2 separate regions of the Homo sapiens genome follow, and region 1 is linked to region 2. A link is a loop called in an ENCODE intact Hi-C map of the cell type or tissue named here. Cell type or tissue: PC-3. All regions are shown on one strand. Each heading gives the region's core, and the rest is flanking DNA. Links, peaks and the distances in the headings are about the cores only.

Region 1 (9,403 bases), core at 2,425-7,424, 97 kb before region 2:
ATAATTGCTCACCTTTGCTTTTGGAAATTAAATGTATTTAGAATTGAAACCAGCTTATGGTTTTCTTCTCTTACTCATGTTCATAGAAGATGATCCTATGAGTAACACTTTTTTTGGAGACTCAATCATTGTTTCCAGTCTCTTGCATTCTCTAGTAGGTGGTTTATCTTCAGTAACTTTTGCAAATTGCATCAACATACTTGCCTCCTACAAATTTAAACTCAATAAACCAAGGAGAACAAGGGTGTGATGGTGGGAATTTCTTTTGAAAGAGTCAAGCCCATGCTGTGCAGGCTGCACCCATCTTTACTGCATTCCCATAAAAGGCTTGGGGGAAGGAAGTTAAACCATAACCCCGTTAGGTAATAGGCTATGCATTAATGCAATTTATCTGGAATGAGGAAGGAAGAGATTCAGCTTTGAAAGAATTTCCTCAACAGCATATTCCTCTTTGCTGCAAAGCTGTTTCACTTCAGGTGAGACCCAGGAAGCAGCCTGGGAATTCCTTGACCATCGATACCAAAGGCTTTCTGGAGGTGTGCAGTCTCTAGGGATTTGAGGGTGTCGCCCAACAGTCAGTGTGATTTTACAACCAGTTCTCTCTAGGCTAATTTCTAACGCAGGGAATGAGAATGGTCATGCTGAAAAGTGGTAGAGAGATTTGACTCGCCTGATTGCAAGGACCAGGTCTACCACCCAGTAATTGTGTGGACTAGAAGGTGGTGGAGTGAGTAGTGACCTCTGAAGAGTGTGACCTCTCAAGCCAACTGCTTGAGCTCCAATTCTGCCTCTGCTACTTTGTGACTGTGTAGCCCTGGGAAAGTTATTTTACCTCTCTGTGCCTCAGTCATTTCCTCTATAAAATAGGTCTCTATATGGACCTACCTTATAAGGTTGCTGTGAGTGGCACATGCAAATGTGTTTATAAAGTATATCCCATGGTATGTGGCGTAATTTATTTTTTGAGGGGAGATAGTGAGGTGCTAGTTACACACTGGGATGAGGTAGATCCTTGTTTGGATCTCAGCCTTGCTGCTCCCTGGGTAGGTGGCTTTGGATCGCTGCTCACCTTGCCAGGTCCCTCTGGCTCCTCCTTGGCTGAACATGCTTTGACTACACTGACCTTTCTGTTTCTCCAGCCCTCCTCATGGCCTGTATATAATATTTCTTCCAGTTGGAATGCTCTCTATTAACCATTATGATTCTCATGAAGGCTGTTTCTGTTCTCCAGGCTGGGTTCAGGTCTCTGTGATATCACTCAAGGAGTTTTGTACCTACCCTCCTGAGCACTTAGAATTATGCTAGAGTATTCATTTGTATAATTACAGTTGACTCTTAGGCAGCTCCAGGGATGGGGGCACCAACTCTCCTTGCAGTCAAAAATCCACAGATAACTTTTGATTCCCCAAAAACTTAACTAGTAATAACCCGCTGTTGACCAGAAACCTTAGTGATAACATAAACAGCCAATTAACACCCATTTTGTATGTTATATGTATTATATACTGTATTCTTATGATAAAGTAAGTTAAGAAAAGAAAATGTTATTTAAAAAATCATAAAGAAGAGAAAATATATTTGCTATTCAGTAAGTGGAAGTGGATCATCTTAAAGGGCTTCATCCGTGATGTCCTCACATTGAGTAAAGAGGAGGAGGAGGAGGAGAGGAGGAGGAGGAGGAGGAGAGGAGGAGGAGGAGGGGCTGGTCTTGATGTCTCAGGGGCGGCAGAGGTGGAAGAGGTGGAGGAGGTGGGAGGGAGGCAGGAGAGGCAGGCACACTGGGGGTAACTATTATTAATGAAAATCCTTGTGCAAGTGGATCTGCACAGTTCAACCCATGTTATTCAAGGGTCAACTGTATTCCTATCTGTACTCAGGACTGTGAGTTCCAAGCATGGTTAACAAGTCCTGTGTCTTTCAACCCAATGTCTATACTGGTGCCTGGCTCAGAGGGGACAAAACAAATACATGAATGCTGAATTAATACATACATACATAAAATGAATGTGAGAAGAATTTCCTTTTCTGATGGTTTTATAAACTATGAGCTACTTGAAGGCAGATTACATTTCATCTATAGTTATATCCCCAAAAGCCTATAGTTAGCAAGAAATTAATGTATTTGTCATGTGGATGAGTAAACTGTACCATAGTGATTCGAATTTAATTCACTAACATATAACATTCTGATTTGAAAATAAATAAAATTACTTTAGAAAAGCTTATGTTGGATATAACCTAATTTATACAAATATTCTTTTTTTATTTGTCAATTGAGAAAGTATTTAGTTACTCGTGATGGAAACTTTCTCTTTTTTTATATTAGAGATGTTATCTCACTGCAGACTATAAGTTAAGACTTGTAGCACAGCCATTCTGATAGATTTTGTTCTCAGAATTCATTTATCCTCTAAAAAGTATTGAGGATCCCAGGAAGCTTTCATTTGTGTGGGTTACATTTACTATATCAAAGAATATATTTACTATATCAAAGAAATATTTTAAAAACATTTAAAATATTTATTTGTTTAAAGCAATAATAAACTCAATACAAATTAAATAAATTAACTAATTTTAATAAAATTAATTATATTTTCCTATGGATCTTTTGCCCATGCATGATTTTGCCAGGTAATGCATCAATCATTTGGAAAATATTAATTCATTGAGTGAATATTTGACCTTTCAAATGTTGGCTATACAATATTTTGAAAAATCACATTTGTTACTATCACTGATCTCATTAGAAAAGTCTTTGAGGCATTGGGAAGCTGTCTGGTTTACACAAGCAGGTACAAGTTTACCAAAATTCAAAGTTTTGCTTGAAGGTTCAAATGTTATTTTCAGCAACGAATAATGTTTGTTATTTTCCTTGAAGTGACAGGCTCTCTATTTAGTCTCAAGAAAAAGTTTGTCAAATAGCCAAGGCTGAATAACAATAGTTTGCAGTCAGTTGTCTTTTAGGGAAAAAATGCTTCCATGCAAAAATAGGCTATTTCAGCCTACAACTCATAGCAAGTGTGTAAGTATTAGAGTATACTGTAAGTGCTTCATGCTCACAATTACTACAAATGTCAACATGGTAAAGAAGGCAAATAACGTCTTAATATTATTTAAAAAATAGTTTTGATCTTATGCTCCTGCAAAAGGATCTTAGAGAAGCCCAGGGGTCCACAGACCACACTTTGAGAGCCGCTGCTCTAGGGTATTCTAACATTAAATTACAAGACTCATTGACCCCACACAGATGAAATTTACAACAATATGGCTTTTAATTAATCAACTTTTCCTGCAACTTCTACCCTATCAGGAACAAATAAGCCAAGAGCAAAATGTTACAAAAGATTGTGATAACTGAGTTTAAGATCAATGTACGAGAACTGTCTTATCAATATCACCCATAATTATTAGTGTAAAGAAGTCACAAAATGTCTTTTAAAAAATTCTACCCTGAAAATATTTCAGAATGTAAGAAGTGGCAATAATTATAATAAGTGGCTACAAACTCCACTTTGAATGCATTTTCAGCAGCTTTTTTCCTAAACATTTATCACGTATTATTTTATTTTAACATGTCTCTGTGATATGGGTACATAGGACTTGATATCATCTCTGTTTTAGAGATGAGGAAACTGAGAAAAAAATGACTAGATTCACCCACCATTGCCTAGGAAACTGGCGGTGGAACTGGGTAGCTCTCCTGATGAATATTTCAATGCCTTTTCTTTTTCACCCTGTGGAATCACTTGGCCAGCCAGACTCAGCAAACACGTTTCATGTCAATAAAAAGAGAATATTCCAATGAGCCCAGTGACTTTGGAAATCCCTAAAGTGGAGTGTTCCAAGTAACTGAAAACCTGGGGGGAAAGAGTGACCTCTGTGAGCTTTTCCAGCTTCCACTTCTGCTGATGGGTGGAAGTTCATAGGAAGGAAGACATTCTCTTAGCCTGGGCTATGTCCCTTGCTAAATTTAGGATTCCAGATTATAGAAACACCCTCAGATGACCAAGCCCTCCACCCCTGATGTTCTGGGAGCTCTCATTCTGAAAGAACAAATGCATTTTTCCTTCCCCTTTGGAACCAGATAGTAAACTTGGCCAAGGAGCCTGCCAGCCACTGGCCTGGTGTGAGTGAGTGGGGTGATTATTTGGAGATTTAGGCAGAAAGTGTTGAAGGGAAAGAGGCTGTGGGTGGGGAGGGACAATCAGCTAAAGAGATGGGAAGTATCATCCTCTTGTCTTGTTAAAGCAGAAAACTGTTTAAAATGTCATGCCCATATTTACTAGCTGTTTATAGGTAACAGAATCTCCTCTGTGTGTCGTCAGTGAGTAATTGCCATAACAATGTTGTATTTACATGACCCATATTTTACCCCACAAAGGCAGAGAAGATCCTTAAAGAAATTGCATATACCTCTATGGTGTGTAGAGAAGAACAGCTGCTTTCCTCCCTCTTCCTACTCATATGGCTCTTGAAAATGCTCTCAGCCTCTTCCTTTAATAATTTCCATCATGTCCTCCTCTGCCCTTTAGATTGTAGCACACGATTTAAATGGAAGGTGCAGGGAAGTGTTTCTGAGTGGTTTGCCTGACTCAAGCCACCTGGTGGGCAAGGGGCAGCATCTGAGAGGCTTCCTTCCACAGCCCGCCTCTTAGGGCCCAAGAGATAACAAGACCACATGCAGCTCAGATGCAATCACTTCTTAACATAGCTCAGAGGCAATCACTTCTTAACATTTGAGAAAACTTGCCTGGGTGAAAAACCATTTTCCCAGACAGCAATTTGCCTAGGAGTTGCAATGACATTGTCTTTCTGTGCCAAGAATATCAATCAGTTCAAAAGTCCCTCTCCTGAGAGCCACTGGCAAGATCCTGGGCGTGCACACACAAGCAGTATCTGTAACCCTGCTGCTTGGGGTTAGTGTAAATGTCAAGGCTGTGTATTAGAATTAATTGTTCTGCCACTATCTGCTCTTCCTTTCTCTTTTCCTCCTTTTGTATAATCGTTTGCCTTTTTTTTTCTCCCTCGATCTTGTTGTTTCTAGCTTTATTGTTCTCAGTTTAGACTTGTGAGCCTTTGGGATGAAAAGTGATGTAAACTCTTGGAGAGGAAAGAACCCTGGATCATAGGCCAGAAGGCCTAAGTCCCAGTAACACTCTCATCCGTTAGTCCAGTCACATCACTAACCTATCTCCACCTCAGTTTTCCATCTCAAACTGGAGATAATAATCTGTATATTGATTGCTTTTTGAGACCCTTGTAAGAATCAATTGTTATTATGTAGCACTATTGAACATATGTACTTACTTTCATTACAGTACCTAGAACACCAGCTAGTGCATAGAAGGTGCCCAATAAACATTTGTTGAATTGATGACTATATTTGGAAATATTTTGTAAACTATGAAATCACTACACACATGTTTTTATGACATTTTTCATAGATGATGCTACTAGCCTGCAGTGCTCTAGGCCTTGGGTTGTGTCTTGTCATGTCGGCTGTGTAAACAGGCTGGCTCCTGCCATGCCACAGGTGGCTGGGGATCTCTTTCCAGGCCACAGCATCTACTTGGTTTCTGTGATTCCAATTCCTGTGTGGATCTGACCCACTAACTAGAAGTTTGCGCTAAGTGAACCTTGGTGTGTAAATGTTGGTGCTGGAGGGTGAATGTGGGTACCTTGAAGCCCTGGTCTTATAAATGAGTAACATGTTTCTGTATAACATGGAATGATACAGATGATGGCATTGAGAATCCTGCTGGTCTCGGAAATTTCAAGGGAGTTCTAGACCAGATCAAACAAGAGACAATGGAAGATACCAGTATTTGGCAAAGGAAAGACATTTAGAATTTAGAAGTATTCTAAAGGATGATTTCTTTTTTTTTTTCTTTCTTTCTTTTTTTTTTTTTTTTTTTTTGGAGACAGTCTCACTCCTTCACCCAGGCTGGAGTGCAGTGGCGTGATCTCAGCTCACTGCAAACTCTGTCTCCTGGGTTCAAGCGATTCTCATGCCTCAATCTCCTAAGTAGCTGGGATTACAGACATGCGCCACCACGCCGGGCTAATTTTTGTATTTTTAGTAGAGATGGGATTTCACCATGTTGGCCACGCTGGTCTCAATCTCCTGACCTCAGGTGATCCACCTGCTTTTGCCTCCCAAAGTGCTGGGATTACAGGTGTCAGCAACCACACGCAGCTCTAATGGATGATTTCTATTTACATCCTTCTTATAGACTGAGACAGATCCCCCTAAAATTCATGTGTTGGGACCCTAGCCTCTGTATTTGGAGACAGAGTCTGTGAGGAGATGTTAAAGGATAAATAAAGTCATAAGGTTAGGGTCTTAATCCAATGAGGCTGGTGTCCTTATAAGAAGAAAAGGAGATACTAGATCTCTCTTTCTCCCTCCACTCTTGTCTTCTGCTCCACAAAGGAAATATCAATGGATATTCCTCACAAGTCTAAACTGAGAACAGTAAAGCTAGAAACAACAAGATCGAGGGAAAGAAAAGGCAAAAGATTATACAAAAGGAGGAAAAGAGATAGGAAAAGCATAGTGGCAGAACAATTAATTCTAATACACAGCCTTGACATGGAGCAAGAAGGAGGCTGTCTGCAAGCCATGAAGAGAGAGCTCTTACCAGGAACTGAATCGGCCACCTTGGTCTGAAACTTCTAGCTTCTAGCTTCCAGAACTGTGTGAAAATAAATGTCTGTGCCTTAAGCTACCCAGCCTATGGTATTTATTATGGCAGGCCAAGCTGACTAATACAACCCTCACCTCCTCTGTCTCATTTCTGGGTAGCTATCCTGAAATTCATGATTCTGACATTCTCCTATATGCAAAGAACATTGAAGTCTATGAGCAGACTGAATGTATATGTCTAAATATCCTTGTGAACTAAGCATGATGGAAGAGAGGAGACAAGAATAGCCACACTCCACTGAATGACAAGTCAAAGATTGCAATGAGCAACTCTTTTACCTGGCTTGCCTGAGATAATTTTGATACATTACACTAAGCTTCAGGAGAGTGAAAGGGTGTAGGTTATGTCAATTAGCTTGTGGACTTTTTGCAAACCATGTGATTAAGGCTGGTGACATTCTGCATCAGGTTTTAACAAAACAAGGTTTCTAAAGTTAGTTTGGATACATTGATTTTTCTTACACCACCACTGTTGCTAGTTGGGTATATTAAGTGATATTATAGCATACGTGCAAAGGGAAATGATTATTTGGGACAGTGAAAAAAACTGTATATTCAATGTGATGATAGAACAAGTGTGAAGGCTGAGTTTGGCAATTTTGGGTTTGATCCTCAACCTCTAATTTTTGCAAGTTTGGAGCCATGATCTTCTAATTATTTAGCACAAATGTTGAAGAAGTTAGACACAAATGAGTCAAAGTTAATCTATCACATTCATTTTTAAACTTTAGTGTTTCTATGAATCATCTGAAGAGCTTGTTAAGAGCCAGTGAGTTTTCGGGTGAGCCTCAGATTTTGTATTTCTAACAAGTTTCAGCTCATATCAATGCTGCTGGTCCATGAACTGTACTTGGAGTAGCAAGGATCTAGAATACTGTGTGTCAGATGGAAAGATGAGACATTTAGTTTTTCTCCATGAATAAAATACGTGAGATTCAACTGTTGCTTTGTTTTGCAATACTATGGGATTCCTCTCTAAAAATTGTTCAAAATCTCATGCTTTGAAGAACTACATTATATGGATTGTAAAATGACTTAAGCAGGAAGTACTTGACATGAATATGTGCTTAATAAATATTGATTGGTTGATTTCTGAAAAGTAGATCTTCAGAGATGTAAGGCAAATGTCTTCCAGTAATATAAAATGATACATCCCTACTTAGGGGATCTAGGATGCTATGCATTGAGACAAGACAAAGTTTATGGTGTCAGAGCCAGAGAGAAAGCAAGGGTGATCTGAGCCCAGCAACACAGCTCCATTGTAAATAGCTGCTCACCTGGGGCAAACAAGTGCTATAGGATATGATAAGGAAGGTTCATTTCATCATTTTATGGCTGTGTACATCCTGGAGTGAAGGAAAGGCATTAACGAGTTTGGTAAGAGCTGGCAAAGCCAGAGTCCTTATTTGCAAGGCATGGTAAGCCTATGGGTGTGTTATCATTTACTTCATTGTGATTTACGACAGTCCTACTGCTGATTATACCTCTCTGACCCCCTCAGGGTTGGTTGGAAGTTGTTTAGATCCTACCTTTTTCTCTCCAGACACCAGAGACTGCCAGAACCACGCTCACCTGTGAGTGAAACAAGCAAATTCCCTGGCATCAAGGGGAAGTTAAAACTTCTATTTGAAACAACTTTTTGAACACTTTTGGCATATGTGGAAATGTACATATACACACACGCATATGTATGTGGATTATGTAAGGGGTTATAATAAAGTAAAATTAAGATTCAAGAGCATTTTTGACTTTAAGAAAAATATTCCTGACCCATGCACTCTTATGTAACCTGATCCCTCAGAAGCATACAAGATAAATCAAATTTACAGAGTTACAAAAAAGTGTTCACTGACTGCTGGAAAATATATGATGTCATATTTGTGGTTAATGGCCTAAGTTAGATTAAAAAGATGCACTTTTTTGTATTTTGATGATTTGTCCTTTGTTTTTTCTGTTTTAGTTAGACTTGACCATGGAATTGATACTCTGTCAATAAATTCTTTATCTTTCACTGTTGCCACTGGTAAGAATAGCTAAAGGTTTTGCAGGATAATTGCCTTGAAGAAGGTATCTTCAGAATCCATTTATTTCAATTATTTGCCAATATTATTCAAAATTTCTTGTCTTCTTATCACTATCAATGAGTAGAAATTTTCAGGATTGCTAAGAGTTTGTTATGCTTTGTGGGAGAAATTCTGTGTAAGATTGAGTTTTGAAAAAATTCCATGTTGCATAATCTGGGGAAATGCCTGTTCATGCCTATATCTGAGCAAACTTTGTAACTTGTTTATAAAGGAAAAAAGATTTGAAATTTAAAATTTGGCAATTAGGAGCACATTAACTCTCCTTGTCTACAATTTTTATCGCACCATAAAAATACACTTTTAAGAAAAAAAATAGCATTCCTTTTAAAGGTTTCTTTCAAAAGATATCCCTTTAGGAGATGGGAGTTAAATAACAAAATCAATTACTCTCTTTGTTGGGTAAGTCAAGGACTCCCTAAGCCCAAATTTTGAGTGCCTCTTGGCATCTTTGTATATAACAACTGGAGGTTATCCACACATTAATTGCCTCTAATACTATTCAAATGCATAATCAAATCCAACAAGTCATTTCTGCTTAACTGATGCAACACAGATGATGCCATGCTTCCTGAGACTGAAAGGTTTGCTAAGGAAATTGCCTCTAAAATTATGG
Region 2 (9,403 bases), core at 1,890-6,889:
GCCCATCTCGGCTGTGTGCCCAATAGATCTGCACCCAATAGGAAATAAAATATATCGAAACAAATTCAAGGTTCTTGGTTTGGGAGGGGTAGACTGAAACCCATAATGTTGGGAGTGAACTGAAAGACACCTTAATTTGACCCCTACATTTTACAAATAAGGAAACCAAAGCCCAGAGATTAAAGTGGCTTAGCCAGGCTCTTGGGGCAGCAGAATCCCAACAGAATCAAGAGAGGGGCCCCAGTGCTCTTGAGACTTCATCTGCCTCCTCTCCCACGGGCTCCTCAGGCATTACTGGGGCAAATCTGGGGACCCTGCATGGAAGCCCATCTCGCTAATTCATATTGGGAGTGGCAGACATTGTCAGGGGCTGTGAGAGCAGCCAGGTAGAGGCTAGAGGCTGATGGCCCCCTGCCGTGGTAAATGCCTATGATTCAAGTCATAGCCCTCACCTGGGGCAGAGGGCAGGTCCTCTTGCCTGCTCCGAAGTCTTGTCTTCCCTTGGATTCTGACGCTGGTGTCCCTCTAAGCTGGCCAGTGGGCTCTGGTCATCCAGTGCTATCTTTTGTGGAGGGGACAGGGACAGAGTGCTAAAAAGACTCCATGCTTTTCTGAACACTACTGACTTTCCGCCTCACTCTGCAGCCTCCTCAATGGGAGCCTCACACACTGGCTGGACACTGACACTCGGGAAGATCAAAGGTTCATCAGGACACCAGTTCATTCTGATTATTTCTCAACTGTTTGGGTTTGTCTGGGTGGGGAAAGAAAGGACAGTTCTGCTTGAGGTGCCACCAAAACACTGCCTGAGTGGCAGTGGAGCCGGGGAGGCTGGGCGGCTGGATGTGGTCCCACCGGGACCGTTCGCCAGTGGTGTCGCTCTGATGCCTGATTTATTTGTGTATTTGGCAGATGGGAAGGAGGAGTTCCACTGGGTGATAAATTGCCTGCACTGACCTATCCCTGTCAGTGGTAAGCCTGCCTGCCACCCACCCCCACACACCGCACCAAAGCAGTTCAGTCTCTTAGAGTACATTGTCAAGAGGAGAAGAGTTGGGATGGGGGCAGATTATAATGTCACCAGTGAATCCTCAGGGCTGTGGGTCTGTGGAGCTGAATGCTGGAGGGCATAAACAGTGCTTTCCTTTCTTGCTTTCCATCAGACGCAGAGTCCCTTCCCTATGTGGCCTCCAGAACTGTTGAGCAGGACGGGGTGAGGGAGGCAGTAGAGGCCTGGGTCTGGCCCTGGGTTCTGGTCACCTCTACGAACAACTCAGGGGCAAATAGTTTTCTGGGCCATTGTGGATGACTGTGATCCCAGCCTTTCCTATTGCCCTCCCAGAAATGCAAGCCACAACATGAATTCCCTGCGTGGCCTTGAACAAGCCACTATACTTCTCTGGCACTCTGTTTCCCCATCGATCAATGATTATCTCTGTCCAGTCATAACAGACCATTTTGGTCTCCACACCAACAGCGTCGTTGGTGTCACCTCCTGCCCCTACTCCACGTTGGAATTCCTGGGGACTTTTATTGAAAATATGTATTCCTGGATGCCATGCCAAGAAATTCTGACTTAATGGTGCTGCGGTGGGCTCACTTATCCGAATTTCTAACAGCACCCCAGATGACATTTTAATGCATTTAATGCATTTCTTTTCTCTAAATCCATGTCAAGTTAAAACACTTAGTACTGGATCAAGTAATTTATTGTGTTGATTTCTAATGATTTCACTCACATAAAGCCAGTCTGCTTTGACTAGTGCACAAATGGCATCGCAGCCAACACTTCATTTTTTTACTTTTACAAAATTATCCTACAGTGGAGATAGGGAGGGGACACGAGGGAACTTTCTGGGATGGCAGATATATTAGGGGTGTAAGTTTACACTGGTGTATGCATTTGTCAAAATGCGTTGAATTATAACACTAAGATCCGTGCATTTCATAGTATCTAAATTATACCTTAATTAAATGAATGAAATTTAAGAAGAAAAATGGCAAAAACACCAACTCAAAATTCCCCTACAGATAACACAAACGCATTCAGCATGAAGAAGAAGTGCTTCATTTGAGGGACGCTGTCAGCGGCATTAGAAAAGGCTCTGTCACTAACAACTTGTTTCTAAACTAAAGTCTTTCCCACCCTTCCCGCCAACGGGGCAGGCAAAGCCAATTGTAGCTTTAGCAAGTAGAGCGAGACAGGCAGAGATGCTGGAAAGACTTGGAGAAGCTGGCCTGGAGAAGCTGTATCTGCCCTGTTTTAGTGCAGCGGGCACTAAAAAAGCCTGAGGCTTAAACATGTGGTCTGTAAACAAGCAGCCCATAGCACCTCTCTCCCCTCCGCCCCTCCCTCCACTGTCACCGGGATGAAGCTGTGAAGACTGCTTGTCTTCACAGACATTTCCCTAAGTCTGCTTTCATAAATTAAAATGTTCATTCATTCATTCATTCATTCATTCCACATTAAGCGTCTCTGCAGCAGGCACTGGAATGGCTGAGATGAACGACCTGCCATTTCTGTCCCCAGACCCTCACAGTCAAATGAGGGGCCAGCTAAATCCATGTATAATCTCGGGACAGGATGCAAATCGTCTCTCCCAGGTCCAGTGAGCCTGTGACCTCGGAGGTGGGACACATCACGCACTGCGGAGTGTGGGAGGGGTACCTGAGATACTGAGGAGAGGCAGTTGATGGGGAAGGAGAGCATTCTAGGAAGAGGGAGTGGCATTGTTTCATTTGGGGAAGTGGTGAAAAGAGAGGCTTAGAAATGGGCTAGACCAGGAATTATATTACATGTTGAGGAGTTTGGACTTTATCCTAAAATAAAAAGTCCTGGGGTTTTTTTGTGTGTTTTTTTTTTCCTTTTTTTAAATATAAGAGTGACAAGCTTTGTATTTTGTTTTCCTCTCTTTTTTTTTTTTGACCTAAGGAAGTGCATGACAATTTCTATCATCCCCATCCCCACCCCACAGTGCAGATGGCCCCAAGTCTGGGGCTGGACATCCCTGGGTGCCACCTCCTTCTCCACTCCTCCTCCAGCAATGGGGAAGCTGGAGGCTCTGCATGTAGACCTCAGGTTCTTCAAGTGTCAGCTGAATATCTGAGTCCTTATCTTCCTAATTATACCTGGGACTCTTAAACTTCTCACCACTCCTAATGACTTCCATGCAGCCTTGTAAAATAATAGGTTCCACCTATTAACCAGCTGCAATGCACAGTAGCCTCACACCCATCCTGAGGTAGTTTGTCTGGCAACCTCAACTGTACCAAAAGAGAGCTGAGAATAAGAAGATTCCCAAATGTATAAAGTCAATATTACTAAATTAATGCACTAAACAGCGTTGTGATGTACTCAGTTATTCAACCCTTTACTTGAAGGCTGAGTAAAACTTATGTGAAACATAATTTGAACAAGCCTGATATTTTCCATTTTCCGCTCATTCAGGAGGATTAGAAGTGACAGTTGAAAGTGAGGGAAAGACCCACTCCCAGTGAGCAGGCCGGCGAATTCAGAAGGCACAGCACCTGCAGCCGCTGAGGACAGAGACAAAGGTCTCAGTACCTCCCTTTGACCCTGGGGACATTTCTCCCCAGTAGACCAAAAGTTTTCATTGTTCCAATGAAATAACCATTTCAATAGTCATCATGTAAAGGCTACACATATTTGGTTCTCTGTTTAGTTAATAAGGGAGGAACTTGTGCAATACTGCTCAGAAAAACAAATAATAAAATGATTACAATGAAAACATGTTCGTGCATTGTGGGGTACATGGCAGTTGTCTGGAAATGTTATTTTCAATGAACAAAACATATTTGTTTGTAAATGACACTATATGAGGTGATGTAGCCAAAATGGTCTTTCCAGCTAGCTACTTAGGATAACCAAAGGCAATTCTAAACCTTTCCATTTCTGCAATATCAACTTCCCTCCATGGATAACAAAGTGTTTAGAGACGGCTCCTTTTTAAACCTTTTGGACACTAAGGGTGAGTGACACTCAGTGAGGTTGGGACTTACAGGTCTCTCCCGAGACCTGAAAGAAGACATCCATTTCTTCCCTGCCCTTCGGGACTGCATTAGGAATGAATCAGTTAGCTGTCCAGTAACGATTCTTAAATCAAGGTATATATATTCTTAAATCAAGGGTATATGACGAATGAATCCTGTATGCATTAGCAAACAGGGAAGTGAGACAGCCAGCTATTTCTCATGGGAATTCCTGTGCAGATTGTTGCAATGAGTCCCGTTGTGTAAAAAATATATGGTTAGTCACAGTTCTTGCTGGTGTGCAAATTTGTAGGGCTAACACATTTCCAGGGGCAGAGAGCAAGACTGCAGGAATGTCTGTGATATGAATGCAACGCTCCTGGCATGCACAACCTCAGCAGTCTGCAAATTGAGGTGGATGCTTTACTTTGCCCTATTTGCCATTCACCTGCTTTGCTAACCTCCCAGCCAGCTGGCATTTCCACAGCCTCCCTGTTGTCAACTGGAACTGGGGATGTGTTTGGCTTATAACCGATTGTAACTAATTATTAACTCTGCAGGGTAGATTATGGTTTTATGTTAATAGCATTGCAGGAGGCTTTGAGATACCGCAGCTTGATAGGACCTTCTGAGGCTGTTCTGTAGGCTCCCAGGAATGCAAGACCTGCACAGTGGCCCCAGACTGGTACTGACGCGATTTCCTGAGGAGGAAAGACCTTTGCAATGGAGGGCAGGGAGGGCACCCTGCCCTCAGTCTGGCTCCTGATCTAACACCAGGAACCTCAAGTAGCCAAAATCCTTTAGGAGACAAGGTTCAGGTTTCACACAGGCTGTCCTGTTTAGAGCAAATAAACAGCCCATTCGTGTATATTTTGGACCAGGTCTCTGGACTGCCCGGGGGCACCTTGCCACCTGTTGTGCAACCTGCTTGTTGTGGAGAATTAGGGAAGAACAATTCTAGAAAGGGGTCCCAAGTCAGTTAGCTGAGACGGGGTATTGAGAGTCCTTTTGGGATGCACTTCACATGGATTCTGGGAGGTAGGCAGGAGGTTGGGGATAGAAGGTAGGGAGAGATGTGGACAAGAGGACCTAAAGTAAGACAGCTGCCTGCTGTTTGCCCTTGAGCAGCGAATATTCCAGCAGAGGGGACAGTACCCAGGCCCATGGCACCTCTCTAGAGGTCTAAGGGACATGCTTCATCCTTAACTGTTGCCATCAGAAACAGCTTGAGTGAGGCAAGCAGGATTGAACTCTTTCCTAGGAAGCTTGATGCCCTTGAGTGCACATGCCATTTGGGGTATACAGCAAAGATCACTGTCTAGGAATTTTCAACTTGTTCAAAATTTCTATGCATCGCATGTTAATTAATATGAAAGGCACCAGGCTGGTGGTAAGCATTATTGTGAAACTGGTGCACCTTTCAATAGCCTCGGCGCCATGTCTTGTCCATCCGTCTACCCTCCTGGCCACCTCTCCATCCCCTCTCTCTGTTGCTCAGGGTTGCTTCTTCATCTCTTCCAGTAATCCCTCACCTCCAACCAGAGCAAAGCCTGCCCACAAGAAAAAAGCCTAAGCTAAATCCACTCGCACTAATAAGGCCAGTATGTTATCCCTTCCAATAACGTGGGCATGATGATTATATTCATCAAGGGAAAAATGTTTTTTGTTGTTGTTTGAGACAGGGTCTCACTCTATTACCCAGACTGGAGTCCAGTGGTGCCATCACGGCTCCTGCAGCTTTCACCTCCCAGGCCCAAATGATCCTCCTGCCTCAGCCTCCAGAGTAGCTGGGACCATGCCCAGCTACTTTTTAAATTTATTATATAGAGACTGGATTCCACTATGTTGCCCAGGCCGATCTCCAACTCCTGGACTCAAGCAATCCTTCTGCCTCAGCTTCCCAAAGTGCTGGGATCGCATGAGTGAGTCAGCACTCCCAGCTGGAAAGCAGTTTTAAGTCAATGTTATGAGGGAAGTGAAACAAACAACGATTGAGCACCTGTTATGTCCCAGGTATTATGCTGAGCACATGATCCAATTTAACCTTCAAAATCAACTCTACAAGGAGGCAGTTTTATATTCATCTTACCGAGGAGGAAAATGAGAGTAACCTCTCTCAAGGTATATGATGGCTTCAGCCTGAAATGGCTTCTGGAGTGGACAGTAGGTCCTAGGGGTCACCAGAATCTAGGATTATATGGAGGTATCTCAAAGCTAGTACCAGGAAACAGAGCATGCTGAGCAAGTAAGACTTAATAAAGAACCCAGGCATTTCCCCTCAGCTTCGGCCAGAACAGGGCTGCTTGTATGCATTTTCAACATTGGATTCCAGGAAAGCTTCTGTATTAAGAGTTCAATTTGGCCAGGCATGATGTCTCATGCCTGTAATCCCAGCACTTTGGGAGGCTGAGGTGGTGGGATTGCTTTAGCCCAGGAGTTTGAGACGAGCCTGGACAACATTGGGAAACCCCCCTCTCTATTATTATTATTGTTATCATCATCATTATTATTATTATTTTCAAGTTCAGCTTAAGAAAACATTTTGTTTCAAAATAACTTCCTTGGCAAGTGGGATCTTTGGAAGGGATTTAAGCAGGGTGTAACACGTCATATTCACTTTTTGAAATATTGCCCAGAGACTGCATAGAAAATAGATTGAGCCTAGAAACAATTCTCCAGAGGAGAGTCATAGAGGACCTGAACTAGGCAGTAGCAGAGGGATGGAGACAAGAAGACCGCTGTGAGACATGCCAGGGAAGACGGCCTTCTAGACCCTAGTGACTCTAAGCATGGTCTCTGGGCCAACAGCCTCAGCATCTCTCGGGAGATTGTGAGAAATGCGAATTCTCAGGCCCCAACCCAGATCTACTGAATAAAAATCTGCTTGGAAAAGATCGCCAAGGGATCCATATGCTCCTTAAACTTCAGAAGCACTGCTTTCAGACCACTTGCCTGGGAGAGGGATGGAGGAAGGAATGGACGATGACTCTGAGCCTGTGTTCAAGCATTATAAAATGGGTGAGACCTTCTAGAACAACATGGATGAGACCTTTCTTTGAGAAGAGTGCTTTCCCTTCAACAGGTCAGTGGGTATGGCGAGGGCATTCTGGTGCCATGACCTCTCCCTAAACAGCTGACAATCACCGCATAGTTTGTTGTTAAAGTGCCATTTGCTTTCTCTTATTATACAGCAGGTCTTCAAATAATGTTACAATGTTGATGAGGAAAAAAAAAATGGATTCCTGGCCAAGGCCACTATCTGTGTGGAGTTTGCAAGCTCTCCCCACATCTGTGTGGGTTTTCTCCAGGTGATCCAGTTTCCTCCCACTTCCCAAATCTGTGCCTGTTAGGTAAATTGGCATGTCCACACTGCCCCGGTGTGAGGGAGTGTGGGCGTGTGTGTGAGGTGTGAGTGTGCCCTGTGATGGGATGGCACCTTATCCAGGTCTGGTTCCTGCCTTTTGCCATGAGCTGCTGGGACAGGGCCCAGCCACCTGCAACCCTGAACTGGAAGAAGCAAGTAAATAATTATCTTACTTAATTTTATCACTCTTTCTTAAATGTATGTGTAGCCCACACTTATTTCTATGTTTAATATAAAAAGTGTTTTGCTCTAAACATAACTCTGTTTTATATCAATTAGCCTAAGTTCAAATTGGTTTCATTGTACCTTCTATGTCATTTCACTTAGTCACAGTTCCCGAGAACCCATCATTAAGGAGGGACTTACTGTACTCTCCTTTTCTCTGTTGGTGTGGATTTCTTCAAGGATCCAGGATCACCTTCCCCACTTTTGGCTATCCTAATGAACTGGCCCACTGTAAACCTTTTATACCTGGGCTATTCTTTTTTTTTTTTTTTTTTTTTTTTTGAGACGGAGTCTTGCTCTGTCGCCCAGGCTGGAGTGCAGTGGTGCCGTCTCGGCTCACTGCAAGCTCCGACTCCCGGGTTCCGGCCATTCTCTTGCCTCAGTCTCCCGAGTAGCTGGGACTACAGGCGCCCGCCAGCACGCCCGGCTAATTTTTTTTGTATTTTTTAGTAGAGACGGGGTTTCACCGTGTTAGCCAGGATGGTCTTGATCTCCTGACCTCGTGATCTGCCCGCCTCGGCCTCCGGAAGTGCTGGGATTACAGGTGTGAGCCACTGCGCCCGGCCTGCCTGGGCTATTCTTAACTTTCTTTTTCTCTCCCCCAACACTTTCTTGTCTAATATTTTATTCTTTGTGGGTTTGCTAATTTAAGCTAAAATACTGGTGGCTAATAAGGCTCATATATTTCATCTCTTCAAATAAAGATTTTAGTATTAAAAGAGACTGTTCCTGGGCCAGGCGCAGTGGCCCATGCCTGTAATCCTAGCACTTTGGGAGGCCAAGGCAGGAGGATCATTGGAGGTCAGGAGATCAAGACCAGCCTGGCCAACATGGTAAAACCCTGTCTTTACTAAAAATACAACAATTAGCCAGGTGTGATGGTGCATGCCTGTAATCCCAGCTACTCTGGAGGCTGAGGCAGGAGAATTGCTTGAACCCGGGAGGCGGAGGTTGCAGTGAGCCAAGATCATTGTATTCCAGTCTGGGCAACAGAGTGAGACTCCAACTCAAAAAAAAAAAAAAGAGAGAGAGAGAGAGAGAGAGACTGTTCCTTAACTCAAGGACATCAGAGATGGGACTGTTTTAAGCATCCAGTCAATGAGGAAATATTCAGAGGCACAGGGTCTTTAAGACCCTCTCAGCTAGATGACATTTTCTCCTGTTGCTGTTCTGCATGTAACTGTGCTTGATCTCAAGAAACGATGTTCACTCCTATCTGCTTGTGTTTTCTTTCTTTTCTTTCTTTCTTTCTTTTTCTTTCTTTCTTTCTTTCTTTCTTTCTTTCTTTCTTTCTTTCTTTCTTTCCTTTCCTTTCCTTCCTTCCTTCCTTCCTTCCTTCCTTCCTTCCTTCCTTCCTTCCTTCCTTCCTTCCTTTCTTTCTTTCTTTCTTTCTTTCTTTCCTTCTTTCTTTCTTCCTTCCTTCCTTCCTTCCTTTCCTCTTTCTTTCTTTCTTTCTTTCTTTCTTTCTTTCTTTCTTTCTCTCTTTCTTTCTCTCTTTGTTTTCTTTTCTTTTTTTTTTTTATAGGGTTTCACTTTGTTACCCAGCCTGGAGTGCAGTGGTGCAATCTAAGCTCACTGCAAACTTTGCCTCCATGGGATCAAGTGATCCTCCTGCCTTAGCCTCCTGAGTAGTTCGGACTACAGACATGAGACACCAAGCTCAGCTAATTTTTTTTTTTTTTTTTTTTTGGTAGAGATGAGGTCTCACTATGTTGCCCAGGCTGGTCTAGAACTCCCGGGCTCTGGCAATCAGCCTGCCCCAGCTCCCCAACAAGCTGGGGATGAGATGGGCATGAGCCACCACACCCAGCCCTGCTTGTTTTT

The links. Peaks named below come from ENCODE experiments on the same cell type or tissue, not always from the same donor. Only the 100,000 strongest peaks of a DNase experiment are listed, where the experiment ranks them.
Region 1: a loop joins it to region 2, with 4 times the contacts of the local background. A loop is called at or near these places in 1 of 110 quality-filtered maps.

Annotation. Positions count from the first base shown.
Region 1 is chr6:12,241,641-12,251,043 of GRCh38, forward strand. The region is part of intron 2 of LOC124901260 (a long non-coding RNA gene); the gene reads right to left. It also overlaps a transcript of EDN1 not described here. Among named protein-coding and RNA genes, the nearest start is that of EDN1, 44 kb to the right of the region's middle. In PC-3, for the core only: no CTCF peak of the experiment used is centred there; a DNase peak (open chromatin) is centred at 4,321; H3K27ac peaks cover 741 bases.
Region 2 is chr6:12,339,214-12,348,616 of GRCh38, forward strand. No RefSeq gene overlaps it. Among named protein-coding and RNA genes, the nearest start is that of EDN1, 54 kb to the left of the region's middle. In PC-3, for the core only: no CTCF peak of the experiment used is centred there; a DNase peak (open chromatin) is centred at 4,228; H3K4me3 peaks cover 1,191 bases; H3K27ac peaks cover 3,095 bases.